7 separate regions of the Mus musculus genome follow, and all the other regions are linked to region 1. A link is a loop called in an ENCODE intact Hi-C map of the cell type or tissue named here. Cell type or tissue: heart. All regions are shown on one strand.

The links. A loop is a pair of places that touch in the nucleus more often than their neighbours do. Peaks named below come from ENCODE experiments on the same cell type or tissue, not always from the same donor. Only the 100,000 strongest peaks of a DNase experiment are listed, where the experiment ranks them.
Region 2: it touches region 1 in a loop (5-fold over the local background); 3 of 42 quality-filtered maps call a loop at or near these places.
Region 3: a loop joins it to region 1, with 5 times the contacts of the local background. A loop is called at or near these places in 6 of 42 quality-filtered maps.
Region 4: a loop joins it to region 1, with 15 times the contacts of the local background. A loop is called at or near these places in 13 of 42 quality-filtered maps.
Region 5: a loop joins it to region 1, with 1.9 times the contacts of the local background. A loop is called at or near these places in 2 of 42 quality-filtered maps.
Region 6: it touches region 1 in a loop (8-fold over the local background); 27 of 42 quality-filtered maps call a loop at or near these places.
Region 7: a loop joins it to region 1, with 4 times the contacts of the local background. A loop is called at or near these places in 4 of 42 quality-filtered maps.

The regions. Positions count from the first base shown.
Region 1 is chr6:114,926,513-114,930,512 of GRCm38, reverse strand. It overlaps a transcript of Vgll4 not described here. Among named protein-coding and RNA genes, the nearest start is that of Vgll4, 6.7 kb to the right of the region's middle. In heart, CTCF peaks have their summits at 985 (motif pointing left), 1,886 (motif pointing left), 3,582 (motif pointing left), 3,907 and 1 weaker place; a DNase peak (open chromatin) is centred at 1,882; H3K27ac peaks cover 723 bases.
Region 2 is chr6:114,461,328-114,465,327 of GRCm38, reverse strand. All of the region lies in intron 1 of Hrh1 (histamine receptor H1), which reads right to left. Among named protein-coding and RNA genes, the nearest start is that of Hrh1, 65 kb to the right of the region's middle. In heart, CTCF peaks have their summits at 2,395 (motif pointing left) and 3,590 (motif pointing right); no DNase peak of the experiment used is centred here; H3K27me3 peaks cover 957 bases.
Region 3 is chr6:114,342,913-114,346,912 of GRCm38, reverse strand. No RefSeq gene overlaps it. Among named protein-coding and RNA genes, the nearest start is that of Gm38875, 53 kb to the left of the region's middle. In heart, CTCF peaks have their summits at 1,571 (motif pointing left) and 2,932 (motif pointing right); a DNase peak (open chromatin) is centred at 1,582; H3K27me3 peaks cover 1,559 bases.
Region 4 is chr6:115,266,568-115,270,567 of GRCm38, reverse strand. All of the region lies in intron 10 of Syn2 (synapsin II), which reads right to left. Among named protein-coding and RNA genes, the nearest start is that of Timp4, 16 kb to the right of the region's middle. In heart, a CTCF peak has its summit at 2,474 (motif pointing right); DNase peaks (open chromatin) are centred at 357, 807, 1,387 and 2,487; H3K27ac peaks cover 440 bases; H3K27me3 peaks cover 3,632 bases.
Region 5 is chr6:114,404,730-114,408,729 of GRCm38, reverse strand. All of the region lies in intron 1 of Hrh1 (histamine receptor H1), which reads right to left. Among named protein-coding and RNA genes, the nearest start is that of Hrh1, 8.8 kb to the right of the region's middle. In heart, CTCF peaks have their summits at 361 and 1,934 (motif pointing left); a DNase peak (open chromatin) is centred at 269; H3K27me3 peaks cover 1,662 bases.
Region 6 is chr6:115,027,451-115,031,450 of GRCm38, reverse strand. All of the region lies in intron 3 of Tamm41 (TAM41 mitochondrial translocator assembly and maintenance homolog), which reads left to right. Among named protein-coding and RNA genes, the nearest start is that of Tamm41, 8.4 kb to the left of the region's middle. In heart, CTCF peaks have their summits at 1,134 (motif pointing right) and 1,991 (motif pointing right); no DNase peak of the experiment used is centred here.
Region 7 is chr6:115,536,826-115,540,825 of GRCm38, reverse strand. It overlaps Gm36355 (a long non-coding RNA gene), which reads left to right. Exons shown (of 7, transcript XR_869382.3): 3 at 1,642-1,779; 4 at 2,211-2,285; 5 at 3,863-3,967. Among named protein-coding and RNA genes, the nearest start is that of Gm36355, 5.8 kb to the left of the region's middle. In heart, a CTCF peak has its summit at 1,736 (motif pointing right); a DNase peak (open chromatin) is centred at 1,725; H3K4me3 peaks cover 567 bases; H3K27ac peaks cover 638 bases; H3K27me3 peaks cover 1,458 bases.

The DNA of each region.
Region 1 (4,000 bases):
AAGGGAGGTGTATCTTCCATTACTACTGTCTACTTAAGTGACAGATGGGTGATCCATATGAGTCCTGGATAGCTGGCAGCTTTTCGGAGCAGTAATCTTACATTTTTCTGAGCAATCAACCTGAGGGTTAACGCCACCTGGGTGTTAAGGAAGCCGTTAAACGGGCAGTGGCAAGACCTTTGTTCCCGCTCTTTTCTCCCCCTTTTTTATGGCTGGTTCTGTTTGCAGTTCTTTGGGGCTGGGGGCAGGGCAGGCCTATCACCCTAACAGACTTGGCATCCTTTATGGAACATGAGGAAACCATTGTGCAAGAAGCCCTAGCTCTGAATTCACCGGTCTGGCCCTAGGTAGCCCTGCATGATTGGGGGGCGGGGTTCTGCCATGCTCATTTACATACCCGGAAGTCAGCAGTTGTGCAGTTACTTGATCAAGTGTCAGAGCCGGGCTGTAAGCCCAATCTTTCCTACGTTTAGGGCTCCTTTACCAGGAAGCCTCTGTCCCCTTAGATAGAAAGCAGGCAGAGTGTCCTGCTTTCTGCCTCTGGTGCCGCCTGCAGTGTCCTTTGCATCCTCCTCCTGTTTGTCCTTCTGGGCTCAGTCTTCTATGCACCCTGATTGCTCTTTCTGAAGAGTCGGCTTTCCTTACCAGGGCTACAGCCGTTATGGTTTTCAAAATCTGCTCAGAACCTCTAGGTTAGGGAGTGTGGCTCAGTGAGGAGTGCTTGCCTAGTATGCTCTAGCATCTCCAGCACTGATGGTAGTATGGGGGCACAGGAGACCTACTGTGTTTCCAAGGCTATCTCATGTGTCACTTAGCTGTGAGATGATTCTAGACTTGTGGCTACCTATGAGGCCACTATGGTAAGAGCTTGCTCCCCTGTGCTGGGAGCCCACATGTGAGATCTGGGGTGAAATCCTCCACTTCTTGAGAACTGGACATTTCTGGACACTGGACTTTCACTGACCCCTACAGGACTATGTTCTCACTGCAGCAAACACAGAAAGCCAGGAGCTGACAGAGTCTGCTGTAAGCAGGCTCTGGCCTGTAAGCAGGGAGGACCCCATTGTTCTCCAGTGTCCTGGCTGTGCTGGATACCATCCATACACTTCAAACTTCAGGCCACTGCCACCCCAAGTGACATTGAATCATTCTGAACTTTGTGTGGCTTATGTACTTTATCTGTCTGCTATAGGCCTTGGGAAGTCTGCTCAATTAGTCTCCCCTTCTTTACATATTATGTAAAGAACCTAGGGAAAAACTTTCTTTTTTTAATGCCAGAAATAAGCCACAGAGTCACGATGTTCACTTGACCATCTCTGCTTTCTAACTGTTTAAAGCGTCAGGAGCCGTAGGGTGTAGCTCCTTTTCAGTGTCCTGGACTCCATCAGAAACACTCACTGCCTCTGGGGCCTGGTGGCCTCTCCTGCTTCCCTCAGTACCCAGATTAGACTTAGAGGTCTCCGTTCCAGTTTGTTCTCAGAAAATAGCTGGGCTACCTAACAGTGCCAAGTGTTGTTGTTGTTAGGTTCTGGGGAAAGTGATCTAAAGAGAGACAGGAGGTGTGAATAGGAGGCCAATACTTGAGGGGTACAGCTGTAAAGAGACAGTGACCCCACTTAGTGCAGCCAGAAAAGACTGGAAATTCTCCGCCAACTGCCTGGGACCAACAGCTTCTGGGAGGGACAGGTCAACAGGAGAGCCTGCTAAGCCCAATTCCCAGACGAAGTAAGTGTGTGTGTATGTGTTTTGCATCAGTTCTAGATGCCTCTGAGCTAGGAAGCCTACCTAAGATGACAGGCCCTTCTATGTAAAGGAATACTGAAGGCTTACATGTAAGGGGGATGTGGTGTCTTAGGTTGGCTCGCAGTGCCCCCTAGTGGTAGTCAAGAGCACTACACCTGTAAGGGTGGGCCGGCAGCCAGGAGCTTCTCACTAGGCCAGTAGTTCAGGGGTCACCCAAGACCATCAGAAACACAGATAATATTTACATTAATAGTCGTCACAGTAGCAAAATAACAGTTATGAAGTAGCAACAAAAGTCATTTTATGCTTGGGTCACCACAGCATGAGAAACCGTTAATAGGATTGCATCATTGGGAAGGTTGAAAACCACTGTTCTAGGAGAAGCATTTTAAAACTGTCTAGGTGTGTACTTGTAAATCCAAACTTCATCTGTCTGGGGTTCCCTGGGCCTGGCTATAGAATTGGGGACTGGACAATGCTTGGCTTAGAAGGCTCCTGACTGGTTCCAGTGGGTGGGAAAACCACCTCTCCTTCCTTTGTGTTTTAGAAACAGGGTTACAGTGTAGCCCAGGCTAGCCTAAAAACATCTGCTCTTTCTATCTCAGGCTCTTATGTGCCGGGGTGACAGTTGTGGATTACAACAACCAACTCTAGAAACTTTGACTTCTATCATATTTACCCACGGCTCACCAGAGTTGGTGCTGTCTGTCCTTCCACCACATGGGGTCCCAGGGGTTGAACTCAGGTTGTCAGATTTGGCAGCAAGCACCTTTATTCTCTGAGGTGCCTCCCAGGTCCCAAACTACACCAGTCTTGTAGATGGAATTCTGGTGGCCATGTTAGTGTCCATTTAAACACAGCATCAGTAAAAACACTGAAGGGGTGGCTATAGGGTGACTCTGGCACATCTCTCTCAGAAAACCTGGGCTCGCTTTGTGAGAAGACTTGAATACTATTGGGCATTATTTGGCTTAACGATATTTTCAACAGAAATACTTATTTCTCTTCTACAGTACTGAATACAGCTGACAGGGTTGAAAGGTAAGAATGGGGCCTAGAGAGATGGCTCAGTGGTTAAGAGTGCTCTGTTGCTCTTGCAGAGGAGCTTGGCTTGGTTCTCAGCATTCACATGCTGTTCACAACTGTCCATTACTCCAGACCCGGGGGATCTGGTGCCCTCTTCTGGCCTCTGAAGGCAATGCATGCATGCATGTTGTGCACAGGCATACACTCAGGCACAAACACATATACACAAAATAAAAATAAATAAATCTTAAAAAGAAAAGAGACCTGACCTTACTCTTGACAATACCATCGAGAGAATTAAAATTGGAACTGGGCTGGGGTGCCGCTCAGGGTGCTTCCCTCGTGTGGAAGTCACTTTGTTGGGCGTGCACATTGTTGGGCGTGGAGAACTGTAGATGTACCAGGGTTCACTAGAGACCGCTCTTTCTGGGGGCGGTAATTTATTTCCTTCCCGCAGCACTGATTTGTTATGAAGGTGGTGGGCAGCGGGGGCGGGGGTGGTGGCAGCTGCGGTGGTGGTTGAAACAGTGTTCTCCTGCACAGACCACTCTGGACTGGACCTCATATCAGTCCTCCTCGGTCAGAGTCACAGGTGCTAGGATTACAGGCATTAACACCACTGTCCTTGGCTTTTTCTAGTTATTTTAAACACTGGAGTGATGGCTCAGCAGTGAAGAGTACTGGCCTCTTTTCGGGAGGTCTGGCCTTTGATTCCTAGCACCCACATGGTGGCTTACAACCTTTGTAACTCCAGTTCTGGTGGATTGGAGCCCTCTTCTGGCCTCCTTGGGTACTGCATGTACATGGTGCACTGGCTTACATGCAGGCAAAATGCCCATACATGTCAAATAAAAGCAAAGCTTAAAAAAAAAGCCACTATTCTGAGCATGTACTCATTAAGTTTGTTTATGCCTTGAGTTCATCTTGAAACCTGCTTCTCTTTAGTCACCTGTCACCAATAGAATTTGTTCTTAATAGTATTTTTTGTTTTAATTTTTGAGATATTTAATGAAGGTGAAGCTATTTGGTAAGAGGCATTTTCTCTTTTAAAATTTTTTAAGAGTCATTTTCAATGACTTGTCTAGGTAAAAGCAAGAGGCTGTTGTATTTGAGAGACAGTTTACACTGGCGACTTCACTTTTCTGAATTGCCAGTGTGATTTAAAATTGGCCCCTAGAGGGAGATGTTGTATTGAAATTTTACATCCTGTTTGAAGAGCGGTTTTATGTCG
Region 2 (4,000 bases), 470 kb after region 1:
TCATGACTATTGGCCAGTACTGGGGAAGTAGAGGCAGGAGGATTGGAAGTTCAAGGTCACTGTGAGCTTGAGGTCAGTCTAGGTTACATGATATTCCCCCTCACAAGCCAAACCAAATCAAAACCAAAACCAAAAAAACAAACCCTCAAAACTCAGCAGTAAAGACCAAACAATCCAATCAGGAGTCAAGGGAGTGTCATGAAGAGACATTTCACCAGGACACACACACATACACACGTACATGCATACGAGCACGTGAGCACACACACACACACACACACACACACACACACACACACACACACACACACACAATGCCACTGGCCACGAGGGAAATGAAGATGGAAAGCATAGCAGACACTGCTGCACACATACTGAGTGGTTGAAACAAAGAACTGTGGCAGAAACACCCAGGAGTGTGCAGAGACTGCACCATGCTCTTTGCATACTCCCAATGACAACCGGAAACCACACGGACACACAGAAAAGAGTACAGCTGTGACCTAGAGTCCTAAACATGTGGCTCCCAACAGCTCAACAATGCACCCCTGATCGTCTGCCCCGGAGAAAGGAAAGTGGTGTTCACACAAGAACTCACTGGTGGGTCACCCAGTTGCTGTACGCTCGCAGCCCCCAAATGTAGCACAGCACAAAATACCACTCGGCAATAAAAGGGGAGCAAGCTGGAGCCTCTGGTGTAGCTCAATGGTCAGCTGTGTGTTTAGCCTCCAAGAAGTCCTGGCTGCCATTCTGCAGCCCAAGAGGATGGGCTGCCAACAGGCACAGAGCATCCTGACGAGAAAAGCCCAGCTCAAATGGCTGCTTACTACACGATTCTGTTTATGCAGCACCCTCGAAAGAATCAAATTAAAGATATAGACAATAGATGAGTGATCATCAGAGGCAAGGGATGCTGGGATGCCACTGCCCTGGAAGCAGTGATGTCATCATGCTGATTGTGATGCTGGCCAAGAGCTTTGCAGGATGCTCCTCCCATGGAAGGAAACTGAAGAAAGCGGCATGGGATCATCCTACATGATTTCTTTGCTCTGTATTAGTTAACTAATTGGACACTGAGCCTCATGTAGCCCAAGCTGGCCTCGAACTCTTTGAACTTCTGATCCTCCTGTCTCCACACCCTAAGCGCTAGAATGACAGGTGTGTACTAGCAGGCTGGCTTAAGTTAGTTCTCTGAGTATCTTACTACACACATGTATTTTCTGGGGCTCAAGTTAAAATGTATGAGGCAGCATGTGGGGTGCTGCGTTTGTAGCAGGCTCCCCACTGACACCCGTGATGCTGGGTCACCTTAGAGCCAGAGCTTCTGCACAAAGCCTGTATTTAGATTGAGATCATAAGAATTGCCAAGGAAACATCAATAGAGGGAGAGATGAAAGAAGTTGCATACACACATAGTGAAATGCTTTTCGGTCATAAAAAAGAACAATGTCCTATGGCTTGCTGTAACAGAGGGGGTGGGGACTGGAGATGTGAAGTAAATACCCCAGACACAAAAAGGACCAAAGCTGCATGTTATCCAGCATGTGCTAAAAACAATTCGAATGTCAGGCAGGGATTACTCTGGGAAGGGCAAGAGGACGGACAGGGAGGTTGCACACTCTGTAAGAGGCACAGTTCTTCCAGGGCAGCTTAGGGGGTAGACTGGCTCATAAAGACCGGTGTGCTCTCTACTTTAAGAGTCACTACAGAGAGAAACCTGGAGGCTCTAACACAGCCACAGAAAGAAGGGAACAGAAGTGATGAAAAGATACACCGGGCCAAATTCTGGAGAAGAGTCCATAAGGTCTGGCCTGGGGCTTAGGAATCCAGTCTTTAATCCCTTGCCCCTTAGCCAGGTTTGGGGCCAAGCAGTCAGGTGTGCCTCTTGATCCCCTGTTTCTCTGGGAACAAGCTCCCTGTGGCCCCAGGGCAATAACTGAGCCCACAGTTTTCTGTTTTCATTTCCAGTGATTTCTTTGTCTAAGCACCAGAAGAGGGCACCGAAGCCAGTATCCTCATCTGCTGATGGGCTTGTCTGTGGCTCCTGCCAGTGCCACCTCCTGGGGCTCAGCTCCAGGGCCCCTGGCAATGCTTGGATGCCGGCCACCCACCCATTTCCTTCCCCTGCATGAAGACTGCTGGGTCCAGGCTCAGATACAAACTCAGGTTCTCTCTCAGGCCACTGCAAAGGTCCCAGCGCACTGGCCTGCTTCTTGTCTCATATCTGCCAGCCCCCAAATTTACCAATCAAAAAGCAATTTCTTGGAGGCTGGAGAGAATGCTCAGTGGTTAAGAGCACTAGCTTCTCTTGCAGAGGATCTGAGTTCTATTTCCAGGATCAACATGACAGCTCACAACCATCTGCAGCTACTGTTCCGGGGGAATCTGACGCCATCTTCTGGCCTGTATAAGTATTGCATGCACACGTTGTACAGACACATAAAAAGAAATAAAATAAAAAGCAATTTCCCTACATCCATACCTCTCTCTGTCCTTCCATTGCCTCCATCACTACCCCTTTTACTGGATCTGTGTGGTTCCTAGCCCACCATTTGTTTACTTTATGCATTTTGTAAAGAACCTACTTTCAAAAGGCACTTCCATTTATTTCACTGATAGAAAGCTACAGAAACGCAAAGACTCTATGATGTCACTTCTTCGAGGCATCTGAAGACACTACCGACAGAGGAGGGGAGGAGAGGGGAGGCTCACAGAGGCTGTGGAGGAAGGGCAGGAGTGGAGGGGGCTCGCTTCCAGGCACAGCCTCATACCGAGTGGAGATCTCTATACACAACAGGGCAGATGTGCTTAAGGAGGTTGTGCAGAACATCCCTAAAACAGCTGGATGAAAGGATTCTGGGTGCCAGGAACCTCAGGAGGGTGGGTGATAAACTGACAAGATGGCAGACATGCTACTTAGCATATCGAAATACCATCTTCTACACTAAATATGCACCGTTGTTAGATGCCAATTAGAAAACACTCATGCAAAGCCCGGGTATGGTTTCTGTGTTCCGGGGGAAGCTTTCCATAGCCTTGGCCGTGTTGACAACAGATGAATGGAACTGAGTTCTAGAGGATTCTAGCTAGCAACTGTGAAGAAGGCTCAGCCTTGAGGAAGGGAAGCTAAGCCCATGTACGGAGAGCATCAGAGCCGCCACCTCCCACCTCAGAGCTTTGATTAGATGCTCCCGGAGGTAAAGGGAGGGCTGACACACACAAGCACAATGCAGGACAACACTGATCACCACCGCGTCTGTGATGCCTTCGGCTGTGGGAGCATTTGAAATCTCGTCACAGAACTGCTATTCTCTCCCTGGAAGGAAGACATCTAAGTCCGTCTGAGCATTACAGGGCAGTCAAAGCAAATCCCATCCCATCTGTAACTGCAGAGCTTGAGGCAGAGGCAGGAGGATCTCAAGTTCAGAGTGGACCTAAACAATGTGGTAAGGCAGAGTCTCAAAAAAAAACTTCTTTCAAGATTCATTTTATTTTATTTTATTTTATTTTATTTTATTTTATTTTATGTGTATGAGTGTTTTTGTTTACTTGGGTATTTGGGCACTGTGTGCATGCAGTACCCATAGTGGCCAGAAGAGGGTAGCAGATCCCTTGAAATTAGATTACCAGTTTGTTGTGAACAGCCTGTGGGTACTGGGAATTGAACCCAGGTTTTCTACAAAAGCAACCAATGCTCTTAACCAGAGTTGGGAACACTTTGCCAGTATGAATGAAACCCTAGGTTAGAACCCCAGTACTGAAAGAAAGAAGGGACAAGGAGGGAAAGGGGGAGGGGAGGGGAGGGGAGGGGAAGACTGCTTGCTACTGAAGTTAAGAAACTGAGTTGAGACCCTAAACACCCATGTTAAAAAGCCAAGTGTGACTGCGCAACCCGAGTACAGAGTGTGAGACCAAGTTGAGACAGAATGAGGACTGTGGCCTACTGGCCAGCTAGGCTAGCGGGGGCCCGGGGAGGTGAGTGAGCTCCAAGTTCGGTGAG
Region 3 (4,000 bases), 580 kb after region 1:
ATCCTCAGAGAACACGTTCAAATCATGTCAGCCTTGAATGTCAGGGAAGGTAAAATGTTGGGCTTCCTCACACACAGAGGTGCTCAGAGGAAGAGAGGCTGTAACTTAGCAGGAGACCTGTGGCCAGCTTGGTGTAGAGGGTGAGGAGAGGCGGGAAGGGAAGAGGCACTGGTCTCTGGGTGGAACTGCAAGATGGTGAAGTATTTTCAGAGATAAAACAGTGATGGTGGACTTCAAAGGAGTCCTGGCTCCTGGGTAGGAGGCCAAGCTCAGGGAAGAAGCTGTTAGCTGAGACTGGGAACTTGATTCTGCCCCGACAGCCTCTCTCCATGAAAAGCAGAGGTAGCCAGTTCTCCAAATGGGAGCAGGTGTAACTGGAATTTATGTTCATTAGAAAAGAAGGCTCACTGTGACAGATAGGCAGTCCTAAGAGCAGTGTGGCGTCCACTGCTGGCCCAGTGTCCTCTGAGATCCCGGAGGCTTGAGTTCCCTCCCCTCCCTGAACTCCGACCTGTGAAGATGTACCTCTTGGTCATGCACATTGCTGTTATCAGTGCCAGACTCCTCCTCTAGCTGGAACCACACATGGAAAGCACCTGCAGCCTAAACTGACTGTCTTCTACCCGGTGGAATCCCAGGGAAGGGCTGTCACTCACTTGGGCCAAACCCATGTCATGCCATGTGCCACAGAGAGAAGCCCTGGGACCACATGGAGTCATTTTCTGCCACAGCCTGACCTGGGCTGTCCTGGCTGTGCGCAGATACCAACCCCTCCTTCCCTGAACATCTGCCTGGCTCCTCACACAGAGAATGGCTATGAGGGGACTATAACTGTGGGAGCCAGAGCCATGTCACACCTTATCCCAGAATGATTCCTGTCTCCTTCCCTTCTGGGTTAATACACAAGGCCCCCTGTGATGTGCTTAGCCTCCTGCCAAATTGGTCCTGGCTTACTCCGCTCTGGCTCCGGCATCCTGAGAGACCCCTTGATTTTATCCTTCTGCCACGAATACCAGTCCCCTGTGAATCTCTGTGGCTCCTCACATCCCACTGGTTCAGATATGACCTTTGCAGTCTGGCGTGTCTTCACAACCAGCTCTGTCTAAAGTTCTCCAGTCATGCAATACCCCCCACACCTGGCTTCCCTGCTTCAGGAAATCTCCCTAACAGGTCACAGACTCCATGTGCTGGGTACCAGCTGAAGCCTCTGGGGCACACATCTCTACACTGTTTCTTCTTAAGCCCCAGGGTTCACTCAGCACAGGAGGGTTCCAAGAAACACTGTGGTGTAAGTGCACAGCTAACCCCAGAGTTTAAGCCCAAAGCTTCTGCCATTTACCTGTGGGTTCATCCTTAGAGTCGGAGACAGAGACAGCATCCAGTCAAGACAACTGGATGTGACCAAGAGGGTTGAAAGAGTAAAGCTTGCCCTTCCTGACAAGAGGGTTGTCACTGTCCCGTGAGGCCTCAGGCCCAGGTATCCCTTTACCTGCCTGTCATTAACAGCCTTTCCAGCCACTGGGGCAGGATGGTCACTAGTGTCTGTTATCAGGCCACAGTGCCACCTGCTGGCACATGGCTGACTGGCAGGGAAACTGGCAGAGGCTCAGCTTAGCCACCCCCGTCGAGCTAAAGGGAAGAGATAGGGGCTCCAGTGTTGGTATTTCACAGGCCAGGTCACTTCCTAGCTGTGTGATACCTACCTAGCATCTGTGTTCAGATGGGTGGCTCATCTGTAACAAAATAGCAGTGGGGATAGGTAACTCTGAAATGCCACCTCCTGGGAAAGCCCTCCCAGATTGCTCCCATCTCCCACTAAGCCATTCACTATCCTTTGATCCTGCTCTGTTGTTTCCTTGTAGCACAATGTCCCCCTCCCTGACATTTGAGCATTTATTACTATCAGCTCCATCATGGGACAGGTTTGGTTCACTGTATGTCAAGAGCCTGGGCAGTGCCCACCAAGGAGCAGGATCCGAACATACCTATCAAGCACAACACCAACAGGCACACGCTGAGCGCTCTGTAAATCCTGCACCCAGGACAGACTCAACGCGCTCTCTTGGGTTGAGGTTTTTACTCATCTCTTAGTTGGGTCACGGAGTGATGTGGTGATAAGCTACACAGCAGGGAATCTACCATGCTACTACCATGACCCATCTCAGTGAGTCGCGTCCCTGTGATAGTTAGCACTGCCATCTTTACAGGATCTGGAATCACTAGGAGACAGAGCCCTGGGCGTTTGGGGGAGATTCTAGGCTATATTGATCGGGGGTAAGATAGTCCATCCTGAATGTGGGCTGCCCTGGGGCTGGGAATCCCAGATTGAATGAAAAGTAGAAGAGGGCTGAACCCCAACATTCATCTCTCTCTGCTTCCTGACTGCAGATGCGACATAACCAGCCAGTCATGGCACGCTCCTGCTGCCGTTACCTGCCACGACTGAAGTGCACCTTTGAACTGTGATCCAATAGCTCTTCCTTCCTGAAGTTGCTTTTGTTGGGGTCTTTTTTTTTTCCACAGCAACAGGAAGTGAGCTGACACAACTGTGTACAGCCATCACCAGCCCTGTCTCTAGACTCCTTCCAACAAAAATGAAATTCTATCTCTGTGAGGCACACACACACACACACACACACACACACACACACACACATTCTGTCCCTCCATCTCCTAGCAATCTACTGATCATCAGGTCTCTATGAAGCTCATGCTACTCTGGAGACCTCATGTAGTGGGAGCCCTATTTGTTCATGGTCACCCACTTTTCTTGAGATATTTTTTTTTCATACAAAGGAAGTAGGTTCTATAGGGCCAAATGAGGGTTAAATGGGATCAGTGCAGGTGTCCCCCTAGCACTGAGCTTGGTCACAGAAGTCCCTGAACCTGTCAGTTCCTGGCCTCACTGTCTCTAGGGTTGCTATACACATCACATACACCAGGTGGAAGCCTTGTGCCACGAAGGCATCCTTTGCTGCTGCCTGAAGCAGGAGTAGGGAGTTGGTGGGAGAGACCAGGACTTTGGCGCTTCAGTGGCAGCAGGAAAGTATTTTGAGAATGCGCTTGGGAGCAGATCACAGAAGCCCAAGTCCTTGAGGGCTCCAATTCTGTTTGGACCTTGAGACCTGATGGAAAACAAAAGGAACCAAAAGCATGGAAGCTGTGGCTGGATATGCATGGCTTGAGGCCTAGCCAGGGCACTTTGCTCTGTGGCATCATATAAGTGTCACTTCACCTTTCTGAACCTCCACATTAACATCTGTATAATGGATCCTCTGCAGGGTCACAGGGAGAGTAAGTGAAAGACACACTAAAGCTTCAGGCATATGGCGAGCCTTCTGTGTTTACTGACACTATAGAGGAGGGAGATCGGGAAACCTCCTTAATTCAGGAAGGACCAGCCCAGTTCCTGCTTACTGTAATCTTACCAGCCTCTGGTAAGTGCTTAGCAAATGCCAGTACTTGGCATGACTTTTGTACTCACCTTATCCCCATCTTTGGTGCTTTTTGCCACCTGCCTCCCAGTTGCAACTGCTTCCCAGAGCTCCTTTGTCTTTTAAACAGGAGTGTTCAGGCTGGAGTAATGATGAGTAATGATGGTCCATTTTTCGGAGTCCTCCCTGGCCTTTGTGCTGGTTAGGATTTTCTGTGTGGTTTTGTGTGTGTGTGTGTGTGTGTGTGTGTGTGTGTGTGTGTGTGTGTGTGTGAACTTGATACAAGCTAGGATGATCTGGGAAGAAGGAACCTCAAATACCCCAGCAGGCTGGCCCGTGAGGCAGGATCTTGACTGAGGATGGATGTGGGAGGGTCCAGCCCACATGGTTTGTCCTGTTCTGGACAAGCAGTCCTGGGCTGTGTAAGAAATCAGGCTGAGTGAACCCTGGGGAGTGAGCCAGTAAGCAACATTCTTCCTTAGCCTCTGCTGCAGCTCCTGCCTTGAGTTCCTGCCCTGACATGATGGGCTACAGTTGTGAGGTGAAGCAAACCCTTTCCTCCTCAA
Region 4 (4,000 bases), 340 kb before region 1:
CAATTGCAGATCACTGGCCTGAGAGAGAAACGTAGCCCATGAGGATCTATGGGGGTTTTGCTGAAGGTACATCTAATTTCCCACCCTGTGGCTTTTGTTAGACAGACTGGCAGAGGAGCTCCTATCTAAGTGAGGCCCCAACAGGATGGAAAGCTGAGGAAGGAAAGACATTGAGTGACTCAACTTTTGAGAATTGTTGGCTTAACACCAGCTGCCCCCACCAGGAGGAAGGCCTGTGCTTGCTCAGCATATCTGAGACAGGAAATTGGGAAAGGGTCCCAGGGTCTGGCCCCAGGAAAGGGGCCAGGCCAAGCTCCTTGCTGGCCACGCCACAGAACTATTCTGATCAGCTCCCCCAGGCCTTGCTTCCCCGGTCCAGTACTCCAGGGAGAATGAAGCAGCAGGAAGGAATGTGGTCAGGAGGTTGTAGAGCAAAGGGGACAGTATGTTTTCAGCACCTTGAGACCTTTCAGTTGCCACTGCCCCTTTCCTTCCTCTGCAAGGGTATAAAAGGTATCCAGGAATGAGATGATGCCCCTTCCTTCCCAGGGGAATTACTCTTGGGCAAAGACCACTGCCTGGATAGTGGCCCTTCCATAACCTGAGGACACCAGAAATGGTCCGTGGGGGCCACAAGTCCTATGGGGGCTCTGAGGATCAGGTCACCCTAGGTCAGAATGTCAGTTTTGAGTGATTAAAGATGTCCATGAAAGTAAAGACAATCCCAAAATAACTGGTTTCTCTTAATAGTTCGTTAAGGGATCTAGTCACTGGTGGCTTTATCTGAACCTGCCCCCAATCTCCTGGAGTTCTCAGCTTCTACTCACTGGGGAACACGTTCTCTCAAGCCGGGCCTGCTGTGGGAAGCAGGAAGGCCTTGGTTTGTCCTAACTTTACCTCTTAGAACAAGTGAAACAGTCCTGATATGGGATTGAAGGGATGGTTGTGCCTCTCCCTAATCGTCCAGCCCTGGAGGCTGTTCTCAGAGTGAAGAGATCCCCTCTCATCTTGGTCTCCTTGTACAAGTTCACAGAAAAATTTATCATATATGTATGAGTGTTTGCCTACATATATGTATGGGTGCCGTGTGCATGCTTGGGGCCCACAGAAGTTAGAGAAAAGTATCTTTAATCCTTGCAGATAGCTGTGAGCTAGGAACTAGAGGGGGCCCTCTGCCAGAGCAGCCAGTGCTCCTAAGCACTGAGCCATTGCTCCAACACCTCCCACCCCAGTCCTTTTATTCTAAGTTTTTCCCACTACCTCTCCCAGGTCTGGTGGTTACACTCAGCCTGGAGCACAGTACTCTAGTTCTGGAAGGTTCTGAGAGCTACTTGCCTCATCAGCCCCCACCCATCCTGTCACCACCTCCCCACCCAGTAAGTAGCTTATCCTGCTGAAATCTGAACATTAATGTGACAGTCACATGGTCCCGAGCAGCAGTTGCTGCTCTCAGTATCGGCGAGTTGATTCCTTAATACAAGGTCAAAGCCTGTCTTCCAGCAGATTTGCCTCTGGGACCATTTCTAATCCGTGACGGCATCAGAAAGCTAAAGACATTGAGTCATAGCCTTCTGGAAACAGCTGGTAGTCAACTGAAGCTCCTTTAGCTTATGTTGTTTGGTCTGAGACAGAGGTCCATGTATACTAAGCTAACATCAAATCTGCTGTATAGTGAAGGATGACCCAGAGCTTTTGATTCATATATCTCCACCGAAAGAAGGCTGAGATTACAAGGGAGCCACCACACCTGGCTTATGCCTATGCTGGAGACTGATCCCAAGGCACGCACGCTTGAGTCGTGGTATACAAGTACTCTGCCAGCTGAACTACATCCTCTGTTGCCACAGCTCTCTTACTTTTGTCCATAAAGTAGATGAGCCACAAGCCCCAACATCCTGGCCTCTCCTCTCAGTTGGAATCCATCCTGTTATATTACCACCCTTGGACTAGAAGCAACATTCAGTGTGTTTTCTGATCAGTTCAGGCAGTGAGAGAGAGAGAGCGAGCTTCACTTTTTCCCAGATGCACATCAATGCAGGTCAATGCTTCCCAAGGCCTGGTCTTAAACTTGGTCTCTATGGACCTCATCCACAAGCCAAACAGGGAGCTGGTAAAATATATAACAATGGGGTGCCAGAGAAAGACCAGGACCAGATTCACTGAATCAGCACCTGAAATTCTGGCCACCTGAAGGTGGGAGTCTAGGAAGCAGCTCCAGCTCTCCGCAGCCCCAGCTTCAGGCCTGTCTCAGATCCTGGTGATTCATCTCACACTTCTCAGGGGTTTCTCAATTGTCAAGCTGTTCTTGACATAGTCAGTGGTCCTGGGTACTAGGTTTTTCCTAAGCCCTAGAGATGGAAGCAGTAAGCAAGTTTCTACTCTAAATGACTGAGTATGTTTGGGGGATGGGACAGCAGGGGTACCAGGCAAAAGGCTAAGTATGAACCACAGAGGCTCTGCAATCATTGGCCACAAGGTGTCACTGCCACCCTGAGAACAGCATACCACTGTAGAGGTTTCATTGCATGGGACAGCCTGGAGGTTAATATTCCAGCCAGGCTGAGACCTAGTCATTGACAGCCAAATGGAGCTTTGTTGTTGACCGCTCGCTCTGCTTTTGGTGATGTGGTCAATGCCTCCCTGACTCTTGGGAGGATGCACAGTGGTTAGCTAGCTTATGTTTTCCAAGTCACAGTTCTGTCCTGGTCCTCTTCTATATTACTGGGCAAAGAGCAAATCATGGGGCTATGTGATTCAAGCTGTAAGTTCTTTCTCATTCAGCCTGTGGTTGCATGGTCACAAATGAAGCTAACAAGAGTGGCTTGGGTGAGGAGTGGCATACATGACACATGCAGGGGTTTGGCAGGAGATGTGACATGTAGGCTGGGACCCAGGCAATGATTCTTGATTTATAGCTCTTCTGTTTGCATGCTACCAAGGGTCCCTTAGGATCCTGACATTAATCCCAAATAGGATGAGAGGGCCATCAAAGGTGCTGATTACAAATGGGGACACATCATCAGTCATGTTCTGTGTCACCTACAGGGGCAGAGGTAGCATAAGAAAAGCAAGTTAGGATAGGAATTCAGTAACAGGTCATTATAAATGACAAAGGTAAACTATTCCTAAATGCAGAGGTATTAAAATTAGATTTATATTTGTTATTGTAGTTTACCTTTTCTACAGACAACAGAGTGCAACTTGGGCAAACTGCTCTCAACCACCTTTTTTAGAGCACCTGTGATGTTCAGTCATGTGCTGCATAACAATATTTAGGTCAATGATTGGCCACATATATGCTGGTGGGCTCATGAAATCACATCGCCTAGTGATGGCCTCTTAGTTTGTCTAGGCCTGCACTGTACTGATGAAGTCACATGAGATCCCACCTGGAGAGCCCTGTGTGACTATAGTCAGTGGCTGCTAGATTCTGGATGCTTTCTAAGCCCTTTAGATGAAATGATGAGCAGATTCCTGTTTACAAAGAGCTTGCATCCTGGCAGGAGTGAAGAACAAACAAAGAGGGAAGAACAATCTCTCCTGATAGAAAGTAGAAAACCACAACTCCAGGAGGAGAGGCAGCAGCTGCTGAGCAGGCGGCATCTTTGGATGATTGAAGAATGTTAGTTATACTGTGGTGAAAGTTTCTTTACCAAAACAGTGAGCCGTGCCAAAAACAAAAGAGGGAAATCATTTTAGGGAGAGGCTACAAGAGAGGCATAGGCCATTGAGATCGGCATTGCTACGACAGGAACACAAAATGTAAGAGGGCACGTGGGCGAAAGGTAAGTGAGAACCTATGTAAACAGCCTGGGGAAATTTAGGCAAAGGGTGTTGGTGGAAAAGCAAGAACTGTGTGATTCACAGTGGACCCCTTAGACCGCATGTATCAGTTTGCCATCTAGGGTGGGAGGGATGTGTGGATAGCTCAATCGGATCAGTTAGGCTTAGGTAATGAATTCCCAGCAATGACTCTGAACAGTGACGCTCAGGTGACCCT
Region 5 (4,000 bases), 520 kb after region 1:
GGGATGGTGACCCTGCTTCTTCAATCCTCTGCTTACACAGGTAATTAGTCAGCACCCAACCCCTCGATGCACAGACACACGCGCACACTCACATGGATCGAGAAGGAAACGTGCACACAGGGCAGTGCATAGGTTGCCAGGCTTCTCTCCCCAGGAGGGAGGGGCCAGCGCCCAGCACTGCTGCACCTGGGCAGGAGCCCAGCCAGCTCTGCCTTCCAGTCACTCACTCTCGGCCCCGCTGATTGGCAATCACGGTGACATTTTGTTCTCCAGCTGCCTCGCCTTTTATCTTCCTCCAGTTGGACAGAGCTTTAGCCGGGCAAAGCCTCCTGTGCACCCAGCCCCCTACAGGAGAGGCGAGGGAGGAAACATCGTCTATCTCGTGTTCCCGACTTACTAATGGAAGGCCTCAGTCAAGCCCGGTGCCAGGTGCTGTGAGAATCAATCGATAAATTACCGACAAATATTTATCGAGCTCCTGAAGCAGTCGTGAAAAGGGTTTGCCTCCAGCCAGGGTTTCCTAGGCCATTCAACTTCACAGTCTGAGTGGCCCTGCATTAAACAGAGACATCGTGGTGGGCTACGCAGCTACCTGTTAGCTTGCATTGGGTAGGTTTTTATTGCGCACCTACTAGGTGCCAGCTGCTAACAAAGTCATTGCAGGTGAAGGGATGCCAGCAAATACTGTTCCCATACGATAGGTTGCTGGGAGCTGTGCAGATAACCTGTCAGATCACAGGTTGGAGCAAGATAGCCCTCCCTGAGGAGGAGCCAGCTGGGGTCTGGGACACTGGGCTCTCAATAAGGCTATAAGATGGGCATCACCATTTTGTCCTTTTTCCAGATGAGGAAACTGAGGCCAGGGAGATTAAAATGCTTCCCTGGAAGCCAAAGATTGGCGCCCAGGAGCCTGAAGAGGTGACCTCAGTGGTTGAGAACACTTGCTGCTCTTCCGAGGATTTCCAGCACCCACTTGCGAGTTCATAGCCATTCAGCTCTAGGGGACCCGATGTCTCTGTCTGGTCTCTTTGCACACCAGTACGAACAGACATACTTGCAGCCAAACAGGTCCAGGAAAAGACCGGGAGGTCCCAGTGATGACCACCAAACCCACCTGTCCCCAGGCTCTAGCGTGCCTTACCTAGGAAGCCTTGGCAAACGCCAGTGGTGCCCAACAACTTGAGGACTCTGAGCCGCTAATGCCACTCAGAAAGGGCCACACAGGCCCTGGCATTCAGGGACAGGGCCACGCCATTGCAAACTGACAATCCAATAAACCGACAGCTGACTTCCTGGGGGGGGGGGTAGGGGGGTTCCAGGCAGCTGCTTATTAATCAGCTTATTTAATACACTTATGCCCCTGTTGTCGATGCTTTTCAAATAGTAATTCACTCAAGCTTCATGACTCATTTAATACTCATAAACGATGCTGGCAGTAAATTGTCAGGCATCACCAAGGGACAGGGATGTGACATGATTCATTACGAGACACGTGCCATTCCATTGCCACACAAACACAGCAGACTGGCAGAGGCTGCCACATACCTAGGCTGTATAGCATGAACCGCTGCCCCCAGCTGCAAGTCAGCACAGCCTGTGAGTATACCACAAGCACCAGCAACACACAGTGAGCGTTCAGACATCTAGACATGTCTAAGCTAACACGGCTGCACACCTGAAATCCCAGCACCTGGGAAGCTGAGGCAGGTGGCCATCCTGAGCTACACAGAAAGATCATCCTGGGCTACAGAGTGAGACTCTTGTCTTCTTTAATAAACAAGCAAACAAACAAACAAATACCATAAATAGGAGCTGGAGGGATGGGATGGCTCAGCAGCTAAGAGCAGAGCACCTGGATTCTGTTCCCAGGGCTCACGTAGCATCTTAGAACCATCAGCTACTCCAGTCCCAGTGGCTCTGATGACCTCTTCTGGTCTCCTCTAGTACTGCATGTATGGAAGGCATGGCCATATAGGCAAATTTTCAAAACACATAAAGACTTTTTTTTTTAAGGGGAGAAAAAAAAAACATGAATAAATAAATGAAAAAAATCCAGATATAGAAAAGATGCAGTCAAAAATATATGAAATAAGATGAAAACTCGGCCACCTGTTGCTGCTCTTATGGTGGGATCGATCCTACAGGGCAGAGACTACTCTGGGAACCTGTAAAGCCTAGAAAAAGTTCTATTCACTGCCAGAGACTTCGGGAACGTTGTACATGACGCCTCTGTAAGAATGGTTATAATACTTAAGAAGTATTTATTTTATGTGTGTGGGTGTGCATGCATGTAGTCTGTGCACTATGTTCTTGCCTAGTGACCATGGGGACGAGAAAGCGTCAGACCCCATTGAACTGGAGTTATAGGTGGTGGTGAGCCACCATGTGACTGCTGGGGATTGAGCTCAGGTCTTCTGCAAGAACAACTAACAGTCTTACCCACTGAGCCATTTTACTAGCTCTGTGTGTGTGTGTGTGTGTGCATGTGTGTGTGTACATGTGTGTGTGCATATGTGTATTAGTGGAAATTGTTGTGGGTGTGTATTTTAGTAGAGGTTGTTGATTTTGTGTGTGTGTGTATGTGTTAGTTGAGGTTGTTGGTTTTGTGTATATGTGTGTTAGTGGAGGTTGTTGGTTGTTTTGCGTGTTGTTTTGTGTGGAGATTGTGTGTGTGTTAGTGGAGGTTGTTGGTTTTGTGTGTGTGTGTTACTGGAGGTTGTGGGTTTTTGTGTGCATTTATATGTGTTAGTGAGGTTGCTGGTTGTGTCTGTGTGTATGTGTTAGTGGAGGTTGTTGGTTGTGTGCGTGTGCATGTGTGTGTTGTTTTTGAGGCAGAGCCTCACGTCTCCCAGGCTAGCCTCACACTCACTATGTAGCCAGCAATGAGCATGCACTCCTGATTCCCCCACCTCCCGGTAGCTGCTCTCATGGGCGTGTACTCTCATCATACCTGGGCTTAATTGTCATTATAATTATTTTACCTCTCAAACATGTTTGTTAAAATATAAGGCATAAACACGTATGTGAACTGAGGCCTTGCATATGTCCCACTGATTGATCTTATAGCATCACCGCCTGTGGTGACAATGTCTGTTCTGCCTCATGGTAATCTTAGGAGATACTGACCTCCCTTCAATCCATCTTTGCCCAAAATAGCATTATATGGCACAAGACTGTACTGTCACACAGCTAACTACACAGGGAGGGCATCAAGTTACAGAGAAGTCAGGACATTTGACCAGGACACAATCTGGAAGGTGGTGGGCCCAAGACAGAGCCCCGTGTTCCCAGCCCTGAGCCCTGGCTGGATTGGCAAGTGGCACTGTACAGCTGAATCTGCAACAGTCTCTCTCGCCCTTTCTGCTTCAAATATGCCTATTCTCAGGGAGAAACAGGAATGGCCTGATTTAAATGCAAGATCATCCTTCCCCTAGATTCATACAGGGAGCCTTGGGAGACACTGGCAAGAGCCGGGCCATCTGCAGTCCTCCAGGGAGGCTGGAGCCAAGTTACCCAGAGAGCCCAGAGAGAGGTCCCTGGGACTACAAAAACCACGGTGAGCAAGACCCCCAGGGACAAGTCTTATTCAAAGCCCTGAGTTCATATGTGTGGCCTGGCCATAACTCTGTGCAAGGAACAACAGTGTGCATTTCCTTAATGAGGATCAGTGAGCCTCTTCAAGAACAGAGAAAAGTCAGCGAGCAAATGAAAGGAGCCCAGCTAAATCAAGAGACTACATGGAAATTGCCTAGAAAGGCAGGCATCTGGGAGCTTAAAATACATTTGGTAGCTATAAAATGCACCTGGGTAGGCATTTGGTAGTTATAAAATATATTTGGTAGCTATAAAATACACGCTATACAAATAGCCCTCAAATCTGCAGCTCAGGCCCTACTCCTCCGTACCTCCTTGGTACCTACATAGACCCCAGAAGGCTTCTTGCTGTCTGCTAGTCCACCTGTCTGCCTGTTTCCAGCCAGCATTGGCCACCAGGCTTGCT
Region 6 (4,000 bases), 100 kb before region 1:
ATTTGTGTGCCCCTTACACATGCGTGTGCATATTACACGTGTACATACTTAGGTAAACACACAGCGATGTCTTCCCTGTGTCTCTTAATTGGGCTAGAATGTGTGTGCTGGGGTGGGAACCCAGGGCCTGATGCAAACCGGTTAACGATATACAGCTGAGCGTCATCCCTGTTCCAGGAGAAGCAGTTTTAAATGTCCAGGAGCAGCAGGCGCACTGAAACTGCTTCAGATATTCACAAGAAATAATTGTATGCTTCGTGATCATATCACTTCAAGGTCCTATAACTAGCAAAACCAACATTGAGGAAATTACTACAGATGAAAGTTTTTTAGAAAGCAAATTTTAGAAACCAAAAGTATCCATTTTCTGTCTCAAGTTTTCTTCCTGTTTCTTGCTTTGCTTTTCCTTGAGACGTAGTCCTATCATGTTCCCATAGTAGCTGGACTACAGATGTGCACCATAGTGTGTGCACAGTCCCAAGAGTGTGTGATGCTCAGCAGGGGCTCTGCCACTGGACGATTGTGGGATTTGATTTGGGTGGGTTTCTTTTCCTTGAGGTCTGTCTGTTTTTGCAAACTCTGTAGCTTAATGGAGCAGAAATGGGTATAAAATGAGAAGCATCATGCCTCAGTCTTCTGCCACCCCCTACCTTCATATGAACTTACACGGTTAGTTACAAAATCTCAATTTACCCACCTGTACAATGGAGGAAGTAATCCTGCCCTGCCTGGAAATTAGAAGCAGGGTTGTGTGCTCAAAAAGACTCAGCTTTTAGAACCCAGCATACCTAGTCTTCTAACGTCTGCTTCCCATGTAAGTGCATGGCCCGCGCTGCTCGCTGGCTAGGTCTTCCCTCACCTCGGGGTAGTCATCTATGGGTGAGCATTCCCAAGTGTTTAATTTAGAGAAACTCACAAATGCTGTTCCCCTTTCAGTGTTCTTGGCTGTCTGATACTTTTACATTAAAGAAAATTGAACCAAAGTGTACAAATGTGTGCAAATGTTTCCTTATTATACTTTTGCCAGGAATACTTTAAAACTTTTTCAAGAGTTATTTTTTTATTTTATGGAAATGGGTGTTTTGCCTACAATGCATATCTGTGCACCACATGTGTGCAATGCCTGTAGAGGCCAGCAGATGGTGTCTGCTCCCCTGGAGCTGGAGTTACACCATGTGGGAACTGGACAAACAGCCAGTGCCCTCAACTGCCGAGCCACCTCGCCAGCATGTTAAGCTTTTTGTTTTGTTGTTTGTTTAATTATCTTTTAGAACCCAAAAATGCTATGGAATCTGTCTTAGTTAGGGTTTTACTGCTGTGAACAGACACCATGACCAAGGCAAGTCTTATAAAAAAAAACAACATTTAACTGGGGCTGGCTTACAAGTCCAGAGATTTAGTCCATTATCATCAAGGTGGAAGCATGGCAGCATCCAGGCAGACATGGCGCAGGCAGAGCTGAGAGTTCTACATCTTCATCCAAAGGCTGCTAGTGGAAGACTGACTTCCAGGCAACTGGGGTGAGAGTCTTAAGCCCACACCCACAGTGACATACCTATTCCAACCAGGTCACACCTATTCCATCAAGGCCATACCTCCAGATGGTGCCACTCCCTGGTCCAAGATTATATAAACCATCACAAAATCACAGAGTAAACACGATGGCCTCTGAGTTGTTTCTTTTGCTGGGGAGTAAACCTAGACCTCATTTGTGCTCAGCACGTGTCCCAAGTGTGGGACCACAACTGTCTGTAACTGTACTTCCCAAGGCTCTGACATCTTCTGGTCTCTTTGGGCATTATGCACATATGGTATGTGTTCATATGGATGTTAAGCTTACTCATACACATTAAAAATAAATAAATATTTTGAAGCAAATCTTTGATGATGATATGTGAGCACCTTCCCCCTCTCCATCTTCTTGACTCTCCTGTGGGAATAAATCTGCCTACCTCTTCCTATTAGGGTCCACAGTCAAACTTTTCACCTATAGGTGGCAGCAAACACTGTGACACTTGAACAAAAGTGGTATCTTCTACAAGAAAAATGAGCAAGTGTCTTAAAAAAGAATTCTGAAATATGTGAACTCCTCGTTTTTAAGTTTTAAAAGACATTCTATCAGACGATGTTGCCTAAAGCTCCCAGAGTGTCTGGAGCTTGCAAATTGAAAGGGGATTTCTCATTCACTAGCAAGTGTTCAAAAAGGCTATGAAGGATTTGGAAAGATGGGCATTTCTAGAAAGAGTTGACTATAAATTAAACTTCTCTTACACTTTTGCTTGACATAGTGGTGCATGCCTTTAACCCAGCTCTCAGGAGGTGGGGCAAGTGGATCTCTGAGTTCCGGGACAGCCACGACTACATAGTGAGACCCTGTATCATAAAAAAGAAAAGAAAAAAAAATTAAATAAACAATGTATATTATACTTTCCTGTCAGCTTGCCTCATGGTTGAAAAGATACCTATTTTTATTTCCTGGACAGCTTTAAGTTCTGAGTCTGTCTCTCTCTCTCCTCTCTCTCTCTCTCTCTCTCTCTGTGTGTGTGTGTGTGTGTGTGTGTGTGTATCTATGCATAGTGCAGGGCATGGTTCCCAGAAGGCTAACACTGAGATATATCCCAAACCCTACAACAGATATTTTTCCAGAATCATGGAATTTGAAGTGTTTAATGGAGCTAACCATAGTAGTACAAGCTTTTAATCCCAGCTCTCGATGCAGAGACAGGTGGATCTCTGAATTTCAGGCCAGCTTGATCTGCCTAGGCTTTAAGCCACCCAGGGTTAAACAGTAAGCACTGTCCCAAAAATATATATTAAGTAACTAAAATGAGTTTTATCGAGAAAAAAAATTCACATGCCATATGAACATCTGTGTAAAATATAAAATTAAGTGGTATTTTTAGTATGTCACCCCTAGGTGATTTCTTGCCGTGATGTAACTTTATTGATTTACATTCTGCGGATAGAAAAATCCCAGTGAATTAGGGAGTGGGAGACCTGGTTTCCTAGTTCTGGCTCTGCAGTACTGGGAGCCAGCTTCTGGGCACCTCACCTTTGAAATGCAAAGATTGAGCAATTCATTTAATGACTCGAAAGGCAGCCAAGTTTCCTCTCTGCATGCTGAAGGAATAAAAATGAAGACCCCCACATCAGTTGTCCTGAGAGCCCACAGTCCGGCAGATTGACCAGACTCCAGCCCTCGTGGCTTCAAGCGGTGACAGCTTAGAGCATTCCCTGCCCTGATGTTGAGATGGGAATGTTCAGGTGGGAGCTGAGGGAGTGTCACAGGACTGTGCAGGTCTGGGGTCTTTGAAACTAGGAGGTCACTCTGCACTTCAAGTAGTCTCTGCTGTCACTGTTAACTGGAGTCCCTCGTGTAACTCTTTTTCCCTGGCTTGAAAGGTACCCACAAATCTCGCCTTTGAAAGACCCTTCAGGCATCACCCTTCCTTCCTGCGGTTGGGATTGCTAATGCCGCGTGTGCAGTCCAGGTCCAGGTCAGAGCGTTCCCAGTAGGTACAAACGGCTATTCACAAATGTGAGGGCTTTCTCCTTTTCCCAAGCCCCTCTGGCAGGGTCCCAAGTGCTCGCTGCTTTTCACTCTCACAAATAGCACTGCTACGGAGACGAGGTCCTAGTTCACCTTTCGCTGGAGAACCAGATCCGCACATTTTCCCCTCGAGTAAGGATGCTTTTATTTTTCACTCACTTAACCTCAAATAGCAAGCAGACTGCTCTCCAGCAGCGCGTGCAGAGCAGCCTTCTCGGAGAACAAGTGGTATTTTGTTAACCAGGAAAAGAAGCCCAAGGTTACTCACTTTGCATGTTTGAGTTATTCACATCCCAAAATAGCTTCTGTAAAAGCCACAGAAATGTACACAAAGGAGATGTGACACTCTTAAGAAGGATCTGGTAGATGGGACTAAGAATGGGACTGTGAATGTCGAGAGGCATCATGGGACAAATCGGGAGCTCACTAGGCCTGGGCTGTTCTCTGTCA
Region 7 (4,000 bases), 610 kb before region 1:
CGCTTTGTAGACCAGGCTGTCTGGAATCAAGATCCAGCTGCCCCCACCTCCCGAATGCTGGGATTAAAGGTGTAAACTATTTTTGATAGACTAAAACAAGCAAACATTTCTATCAGTATAAAGGACATTTGTCTACTACATAGTAAACACAGCAGGAAATGGACATCAAATCTTTTGTTTGTTTGTTTTTTGTTTTGTTTTTCCAGATAAGGGTTTTTCTGTGTAGCTCTTCCTGTCCTGGAACTTAACTCTGTAGACCAGGCTGGCTTCAAACTCAGAGATCTACCTGCTTCAGCCTCCTGAGTGCTGGGATTAAAGGTGTCCCAACTGTCTGGGGACACCGAATCTTAATGTGAGTCATGAACAGAACCAACACATAATTTTTTAAAATATATTTTTTTAAAAAGTTGCCCCCCCCTCCCACGTACTTTTTGTTGGGGGTGAGGGTGGGGGAAGGGGAAGGGGTTTGAAACTGTTAACTGTTAAGTTTCAAATTTGGGACAATAGGCTGAGGTGCCTATTTAACATATCAAAGTAGACCTGGCCACCAGGTTCTTCCAGCATCCCTTAGTCCCTACCTGTTACAGGATATGGCTGCTATGCCCCTGCCCTCTACCCTGAACTCTCCAGCCCAGGGGCTGGGCTAGGGCTGCCCTTTTCCCAGAGACTCTTCCCTATGTAACCCAGATATTTTGGTTACCTGCCTCTCCTTTTGGGCCTTTGGCCTCCTGGCTGTTGTACTTGGTTCCTGTCTCTCCTTTTCCCTCCCCCCTCTCCCCATATGGTTCAGGTCATGACCACTTTGGACTCTCCCAGATGTCTCTGCCTCTGGCTATCTCTCCCTTATATCTATAATAAACTTACTCCTCCACCATACTTAGGAGCAGTTATAACCTTGTCTTCCTCCCTCCCTGCCTCTCTCTCTCTCCCTTCCTTCAGTTTCTTCCTTTCTTCCCATTCAGAAACCGTCTGATGTTGCTGGCTTCAAACTCTGCATGTAGCACAGAATAACCTTGAACTCGGATCTTCATCTCCCAAGTATTGGGATTATAGGCATGAAATTTGGTGTATAGATTCGACAGTTTTCAAGGCTGAAGTTCGAGGTCAACTAGATGATGCCCTGTGTTTTATCTAGCCATCCTGCTCACCTCTACTATGGCCATTGTGTGGTTGTCATAGCACGCCTGTGAGTTGGGTGCTATCACCTCTGTCTCTGTTTCGGGTAGCTGGGACCAGAGCAGGCTCCATGGACTCCCAGCCTCAACGGCCTCATGGGACTCTAGGGCTTAGCTCAAACACCCAAACAACAAGCATGCAGTGTTGGAAAAAAAAAAAAACCAAAAAAAAAAAAAAAAACCACGACTCTGTTAAGAGTTGGTGGGAGGGCAGGTGATGGCGGTGGGGCCCTTGATGGACTAGGAAGGCTTCCTAGAAGAGCTGGCTTAGAAGCTGGGGGCCTGATGGTTGTCTGGAGCACAGGGCTGGCCACAGTGAGAGGCTGGACTCAGCTTGGAGGTTCAGGGAGGAGCTGGACCTGGCCGGGGCAGGAGGTCGGAGTCGAGATAAGGCCGGATAGGCAAGGTGGGGCGGATTGTGGAGGAGCTTGAATTCCAGGCTTGGCTTTCGGACTTTACCCCGCAGACAATGGGGAGCCGGCCGCATTTCTGAGCAGGGCTGGGCAGACCCTGTCGCACCATTGTTTTCCTGAGAGGCCGGACCCTGCAGTGTTGCATCTCAACCACGAGATGGCGGCATTTCAGCAAATTTCAACCACTCCAGGTGAAGCCTTGTGCTGATGGGCACCATCTTCAACTAGAGCTGCGGAAACACCAAATCTACCCGACCCAGGATGCGATCCAGCTTCATCCTGCTGGCAGAACAAGCCTTCCTCAGTTTTGAGGGAGAATCTGTTGAACCACAGAAAAGGAGAGGCCCGTGTTGCTAGACGCCCTATGACCACTCGACCACTTTTCCGGGGTGGGGGCCACTCCTGTTTCACCTATAAACAAGGGTTCCGCATTAACTTGGGGCCACGTGGTGAGGGGCGAGCAGCGAGCCCTCGAGGTTTGCTGGGCCTTTGCATGGTATCCAGCTGCTGCCTTTAGGCTATTGTGGTTGTCAGAAAAAAATAAAAACCCAACTAAAACAACCCAGATCACCATAGTATTATTGAAGAAGTCACCTGGCCCATTTCCACTCCTTTTTTTTAGAGGGACAGGAGCTTGATCCTTTTCAAGATCCTCCAAGTTAGAGATCAGAACACTGGCTTCACTAGATGCAAACAGGTAAGTGACTTGTCCAAGGTCACACAGAGCTGACACTTGCTCGAGGCGATGCTGGATCTCAGGTTTATTATGCCCACCTCTCTCTGCCTTCCTTTAACAGCCTAACACATCCTATTGTGGGGCTAATTTCTTAGAGAAACTTGTGTGTACTACTCGTAGACATACAAAGATCTTCTTTTTAAAACCGTGTCTGCATATGTGTCTTGTGTATCGGTTTGTGCACAAGAGTGCGGGTGCCCAACCAGGCCAGAGGTGGGATCCCCCTGGAGCTGGGGTTACAGGCTGATGACTGTGAGCTGCCCGACGTGGGGACTGGGACTGGGACTCTGCAGGACGGAACAGTGAGCGCTCTTAATCACTGAGCTGTCTCTCAGCCCAAATGCCTTTTTAAAGAAAAATATTTTATGTATATATGTATGTATATATGTATGCATGGGTCAAACTGCTTGGCGAAGCCAGAATGGGTTGTTGGATCCCCTGGAGCTGGGGTGACAGGCAGTTGAGCCACTGGTGGAGGTGCTGGGAATAGGACTCAGGTTCCAAGGCAGAGCAGAAAGCACCCTTACATGCGGATCCCCCCTCCAGCCAGACTTCTCGTATAAATCAAAATGTGGCATGTAGTTGAGTGTGCATGTGTGTGCCTGTGCATTCGTGTGTGCATGTTTGTGTATGTTTTGAGAGAAAGAGCCTAACTGTTTCTCCCTATATGGATGGCACAGTCATAAAATGCGCCATAGACACACACTGTACAGCATCCTTAGAGTAGAATACTGCATGGCAGTAGGCTGTAAAGGTGAACAAACTAACTTACTAACACGTTTCTCCGTCAGCGTATTGATAGGCAAATTTTAAACACATGATAAAGATACAGGATAATATATAACCTTATGAAAATTAAAACACAATGTATCACGTATTGGATGTACATGTAGATATGTTCATATACCAATGCCCAGTCATCTATGGTGCCCAATTGGCAGGGGATAAAGGGGCTTTAATTTTGCCTCTAATGCTTCATTTCTTAAAAACAAAACAAAATCCATGGAAATAAATCTGGGTGGTGGGTATGGAAACCGATCGCCATATTATTTCTCCTGTTATTTATGTGAATACAAAAGCTGCTTCAGGGAGTACACATAAGCCAGACTTTCCTGCCTGGGGTCGGAAGGTGGTGGTAGCACTCTGAGGCCTGAGGATAGCTGGGAAGGATGAGACCCCAGGTCTGGTCCCAGGATTTGTAGTTAGTGAGGTCCCATTCATGAGCATTTGCAGGGAGGGCCCAGGTATCCACCCCTGCTACTGTCACTCCTGCAGGGAGATAGGTACATCTCAGTGACTGCTGGCCTGCCTCAGGGAGGACACAGGACAGAGGAGGCCAGGGCCAAGTAGTTCTGTCGTGGAAGCTGCTGTCTGGCAGTGGCTACACGGTGAGCCCACTTCCCCTCTGTCCTTTGCTTTGGTCATTTTCTCTGAAGCTGTGGTCACACGTGACCTTGCTGGGCGGCACCCACTTTCTAATGCCAGGTGCTCCAGCCAGAAAGTAAACCCAGTTTTCACATTTGCTTTTTGTCTCCCAGGGTGGTGCTGACCGGCATGCAAAGTCCTTGAGCGCTGGTGTTCTACTGATCATGATGGAGAAAGACGCAATCAAGTGACCTTCTGTGCTGCGCAGGGATGTTTTGGTCAGTGGCAGATGAAGGCAGTAGGCTGCGCGT